Regions from separate parts of the Homo sapiens genome. Here region 1 is linked to region 2. The links are chromatin contacts, found by Hi-C or POLR2A ChIA-PET in ENCODE. All regions are on one chromosome and are shown on one strand. Each heading gives the region's core, a stretch centred on a gene start or an enhancer-like site at or near the end of the contact. The rest is flanking DNA. Distances are from core to core; before and after follow the strand shown. Region 1 holds the start of RFTN1 (raftlin, lipid raft linker 1). Region 2 holds the start of CAPN7 (calpain 7).

Region 1 (2,700 bases), core at 38-2,537, 1.3 Mb before region 2:
GTGTGACACCAGGAAAAGGTGGGGTGGAAAGGGAAAGGAGAAAAACAAATAAAAACAAAACAGTGGTGAGGGAGGGGGAGCAAAACAGAACTAGAAAGGCTATGGAAAGAGAAAATAAGGAAGAAAATCTCTGAGAAGCTGTGGTAACAGGAAGAGTCCCTGAAAACAAAATAGTGCTTCCTTACTTGCTGGAGGAGTGTTATTAGTGCCAGAAGGACCTCATCGAAACACTGCTGGGCCCCTAAACCAGCCCTCCACCCTGTGTGCTCCAGTGCTTAACTTTGCCCACACAGGGTCTTCTTTGCCCAATTAGAAAATGGAGATAATTAATTAAATTATCTCACCCTTCTTGTTCTAGCCCCCTTAAAATAATGATAATAGCTAAGTTATAGAGTGGTTGCTAAACACTTTACATATAATAACCCACGAAGAAGTGCCATGTGACAAATAGGCGCAGAGCAGTTAAGTCACTTACCCAAAGTCACACAGCCAGTAAGTACTAAAGCCAGGAATCCAACCCTGATTATTTGACTTTAAAGTTCCCCCTCTTAACCCCTACACTGTAATTCTGCTTGGTTTAGTTTTACGAAGAAAATATTTTCTAATGGCTCCTTGCCTCACATCTTCACTTTACTAATGCAGCCTGGTTTACTAGTGCTTCACTCTTTATATAATTTTCTCCCTGGGTGCCTCAAGTTGCCACGCAAGGTGATTCTCCAGATCTTCTCAAACCTCTGGACATCTTAAGTAGGTAGACCAAGGGATGGCAACGGAGACAGTGGCATTACCCTTCCCTGAAGCACTAACTCGCAAGAGAGAATTTCAGCAGCACCTGAGATGTTTAGGGATGCTCCCACCTGTGGAATGGGGTCGAGAAATGGTCCTCTCTCAAGTCGGCCCCAACCCCACCCCCAGCCATCAGCACCTTGATGGCAGTCGCCCTTTCAGCATCCTGGCTCAAATCTTGAAGGATCCTTGTCTCCCAGGCGCTCTTCCTGACAGCACACAACCTTGATTAGGAGGGGCTGGGAGGGAGGATCGATGAGCCCCTGACCCCTGGGTTCTGAGGCTGCCAGGGTCGCTTGCAGCTCGGCCGCGTGGAGGTGACCGGGCGGAACTCCGAGGGGGCGCGGGGAGAGCTGGGCGGGCCCACCGCTCCAGCGGCTGCTGTCAGGGGCCGCGAGGCTTTCCCTGAAGATGCAGCGTAGCATATTTTGCACATGAGTTCAGAGGAAGAGGAAGTGTAGCCGGCGGACGCGCGGCGGCGGCGGCGGGGGCGCGTCGGGGCTGGAGCCGGAGCGCGCCGGGCGCTGGGCGCAGCGAGCGAGAGCGCGGCGGCCGCGGGCTCCGGCGAGGGACAGACGCACCGATCGCCGGAGGGACAGACACACGACCACGCGGCGCCACCGCCCACGCCTCCACCCACCGGCGCCCAAGTCCTCCCCGCGCCGCCTCCTCTGTATGGCACAAACTTTCCTCCCGGGACGGAACACGCTGCCTCAGGGAGCCCGCGACCGCGCCTTCTCCTCCGCCGGTCCCATACGGTAGGCGGCGGGGGGGGCGCGACAGGGCTTGGGGTGTCGACCGGCACAGGCCCCTCCGTTTGGCCCCATGGACCGGGTCTCTGGCGGGTAGTGGGAACCGCGCGTGGCGCCTCCCTGCAGGTTGCTCTTTGCCGGGGCTCCGGAGCTGCCAGAGCAGCACCCCCTGGCCCGCGTCGGATGGGGACCTGGGCTGATCCTTGGGACGCCTGGATCTTGGGCCAACTTTTTTTTGCGGGGAACGGGTGTAGGGGAGTCATTCCTGGAGCGATGTAGGGAGAGGCACTTCGGAGCAGCCTGTTGGGGGTCGTAGGCTCTGCAGGCTCAGAAGCGCCTAGGAAGGACGCAGAGGTGGGGGAGCTTGGAGGCTACAGGTGGGTCCAGGACACACTGCCGCTGGGGTCCTCGGAAAAGAACAGGAGGGAGCTGGTCGCGGAGTCCAGGTTTCCGGGGTGCGCGCGGCCTGGGTGGGGCAGGGTGGAGGCGGTGCCTGACTGCCCCTCTGCGTGTGCCCTGGGAGGTGGGTTTGCTCTGGGGACAGAGGTGCTGGACGTGTAGGAGCAGACATGCCGCGCGCTCCGAGGAAGCGCCGGAACCACCAGAAGCACAGGGACGCGGGTGCCGAGAGTCCCCAGCACTGAAAACGGGGATCTCCTCTTCTGTAAGGGATTTTCTTCCCTTGTCTTAACCCACTTCTCTAGACTCAAGGGACGCCAGGATGGATATGGGTCTGGGCGAGGAGGAGGTGGTTGTGTATTTCGGGAAGCCCCGTTGTCAGGCACGCGCACCCCAGTCCTAGGCCAGGGCTGGTGCCCTTCACCTCCGGTGTCGCTGCCTTTGGCAGCAAGAACCGCGTGGAGGCCAAGGTTGTAGAACCAGGCACGCTCCCTGCTGTCTGTCTGTGACTCTGTGCTTGCCCTCAGCTGCCCTGTGTGGTTATGGGTGATCCCTAGGGACGCTGGGTGGTGTCAGTGAGTTTCTTCGGGGGCTTAAAACAAACAAACAAGAAGTACTTTTTTAAAAAAAAAGTCTGGCTCAATCTCTGTCAGTGGTCACCCCAGTTTCCAGCAACTCATGTGCTGGAACCCTTGTAGTCGGTACAGCTGTTTCAGGAGCTGGGCGCTCAACTAGACTAGGCATCTTCCAACCCCTGCCATCG
Region 2 (2,762 bases), core at 263-2,762:
ACCTCCCAGTGGGACAAGATTGGAGGTGGAAGACAGTAATATTGATGATCCTGACGAGGTGTAGGCCTAGGCTAACGTGTGCCTTAGTTTTTAACTAAAGAATAAAAAAAAAAAAAGAAACAAAAAAACTTACCAAATAAAGATATAAAGAAAATGTTTGTGTAACTGCACAATAAGTTCGTTTTAAGCTATTACAAAAGAGTTAAAAAGTTAAGAAAATTTAGAAGTTTATAAAGTAAAAGGGTTACCGTAAGCTAAGGTTAGTTTATTACTGAAGAAAGATTAAAAAAATTTAGCGTAGCCTAAGGGTACACTGCTTATAAAGTCTACAAGAGTAGAGCAGTGAATGTCCCAGGCCTTCACATTCACTCACCACTACTCACCAACTCAGAGCAACTTCCAGTCCTGCAAGCTCCTTTTGTGGGTAAGTGCCCCACACTGGTGTAGTATTTTTTTTTTATCTTTTATGCTGCATGTTTACTGTACCTTTTCTATGTTTAGATGCACAAATACTTACCACTGCATGTAACTGCACACACCACTGAGTACAGCAACACGCTGCGCAGGCCTGTAACCTAGGAGCAACAGGCCATGCCATACAGCTTAGGTGTGGAACAGGCTGTACCATTCAGGCTTGTGTAAGCGCTTTCTACGGTGTTCGCACAACAACAAAATGGCCTAAGAACACATTTCTCAGAAAATATCACATCGCTAAGGACGCATGACTGTATGTCAAATGCTATGACAGGAGATGGTTTTTATTCTTTTTAAGTTTATTTAACGAGCATGCATTATTTTGATATATATCACAGGCCATTTCCCGCTAGCTGTAAATCAGAGTCAAGTGACAGCAAGAATTGGCTACTAACTACCCATATCTAACACCTGCCCCCCAAAGCGGCTCAACGGTGGGCATTTGCCAGTCAGGACTACAGGTGGAGGAGCGGCGGCTGCAAGCCGCGACCCAGCCTCCCCGCAGCCTCAGCGTCGGCCTCTGCACTCGGGCTTGCCGCTCCCAACAAGAGGAGGGCCGGGAGGCGGACGAGGGAAAAGCAAAGCCGGGGCCGCTAGCCTCCGCACCCGGATCCCGCCCCTCGGCCGCAGGCCCGGGCCGCACTCCGACTGAGCAACTCCGACCGAAGCGCCGGGCCCGGCCCTACCTTGTAATAAAACACCGCCTCGGAGTAGCGGCCTTCGTGGTCGCGCTGAACCGCCAGACGGGCGAACTGCACAGCGTCCCGCTCCAGTGCTGTGGCGTCCATGGCGCAGTGGCCCCGCGCCGGGGCAGGGAAGGAGGCCCTGACGCAGGACGGCTCTTCGCGGACTGCGGCGGCCCGGCGGCGGCGAGGACTCGGGAGCGCCGCGGAAGGAGCGGCAAAGTTTACTTTGGACGGTGGAGGAGAGCTCGCCTTCCCGTTGCCGGGCTGGGGTCCACCGCGAAGCCGCGCCCCTCAGCCCAGACCCGGCTTGTAGCCCACCCGGCCGCCCCACTTCGCGGCCCCAGCGGCCCTCGCCCCGCCCACCAGCCGCCCGACGCAGGCGCAGCCTGGCCCTCACGAGCTCCTTAGAAGCTGGGGCCGCCGAGGCCAGGCTCGCGGGACTGCGCGGGCTGTGGGCGGGGCCGGGCCCACGCAGGAGCCGGGCCGCGGGGGCGGGGCAAAAAGGCCTGCCGCTGTGCACGTGACCGTCGCGGCGCCCGGGATTGAGCAGCTGAGGGCAGGTGCCACGTCCGAGCTGCCCACACACCGCCTTATGCGTGGCGGTGGCGGTGCAGGGCGAGGCTGTTTTCGTCGACAGTGGGCAGTAGAGGGGTACGCGCCTTACAGATCCTTTCCTCTGTTAAGTGTAAGGGATGGGAGTAAAGAGCTAAGGAAGAATGCCTCCCACCAGCATCTGACACATTAAAAAAATTACCGTGAGGACAGAGGTTCTTTAGAGTCACTCTTCGCTAACATTTATTTTCATTTGTTTTCCACAAGCTGAATCATGACCCTATAGCCCCCCACTGTACACCAAGGTCGTATTGATTGAATTGTTAACAAACAAGGTAATGTATTTCCACTTGTACTTACCCTTAGGTTAACTTGATGCTGTTGTAATTAAATACTTAATTAGGTGATTATTTGATTTATGTCTTCTCTCCCCTAAAGGTCTGAAGTCAGCAGTAATAAAAATGAATTAGTGATGGGCACCACCAAATTCATGCTGAGTCAAAGAAGTAAGAATTGAGTACATAATGTATAATTCCATCTATAAGAAACACTAGAAAACACTACGATGTTAGAAAGCAGATCAGTGGTTGGGAAGGGGATACAAAGGAATCTTTTCGGATGATGAGAATGTTTTATATCTCAATGGTGGTGTAAAAATATATACGTTTGTCAAAACTTATCAAACTACATTTTAAGTGTGTACTTTTAATTTTTTAATTATACTCTAAATTTTTTTTCAGTCATTTGGCCTGCATTTAAAATGGGACTCTAATTTCTTAGTTTAAGTGTATTTCTTCACATTTAGTGAAGTTCTTAATAACAACGGTCTCATCAGGCTGTTATAAAGACACACAGAATTTGATTTTGTGCCTGGCCCAAAGATGGCTCTCAAAGGTAGCAACTACAGTTTTATAGCTGAAGCAGGGATGCTTCCTGTCTTTACCACTTTGATCCCAGCGTTGAGCGCAAGCCTTGTTCCAGAGCAGGTGTTCAACAAATATTTTAAAATGTTGAATGAGTCAACTCCACTACTTAAATATATCTAATGTG

Evidence for each region. A loop is a pair of places that touch in the nucleus more often than their neighbours do. ChIA-PET counts read pairs that join two places held with the same protein, here RNA polymerase II (POLR2A). Pooled maps may share reads with other maps.
Region 1: a pooled map shows a loop between it and region 2 (10-fold over the local background). The contact joins the promoter of RFTN1 here to the promoter of CAPN7 in region 2. A Hi-C loop is called at or near these places in 2 of 37 single-sample maps with no recorded cell type and 8 of 50 pooled maps. POLR2A ChIA-PET finds 5 or more read pairs at or near these places in 2 of 52 experiments (HEK293 and activated T-cell).

Annotation. Positions count from the first base shown.
Region 1 is chr3:16,512,286-16,514,985 of GRCh38, reverse strand. RFTN1 (raftlin, lipid raft linker 1) reads left to right here and starts at 1,287. Exons shown (of 10, transcript NM_015150.2): 1 at 1,287-1,544. RefSeq lists silencers at 1,058-1,127, 1,158-1,517 and enhancers at 1,808-1,887, 2,438-2,700.
Region 2 is chr3:15,204,996-15,207,757 of GRCh38, reverse strand. CAPN7 (calpain 7) reads right to left here and starts at 1,512. Exons shown (of 21, transcript NM_014296.3): 1 at 1,161-1,512. The coding sequence starts at 1,262. It also overlaps the pseudogene COL6A4P1. RefSeq lists a silencer at 1,287-1,806.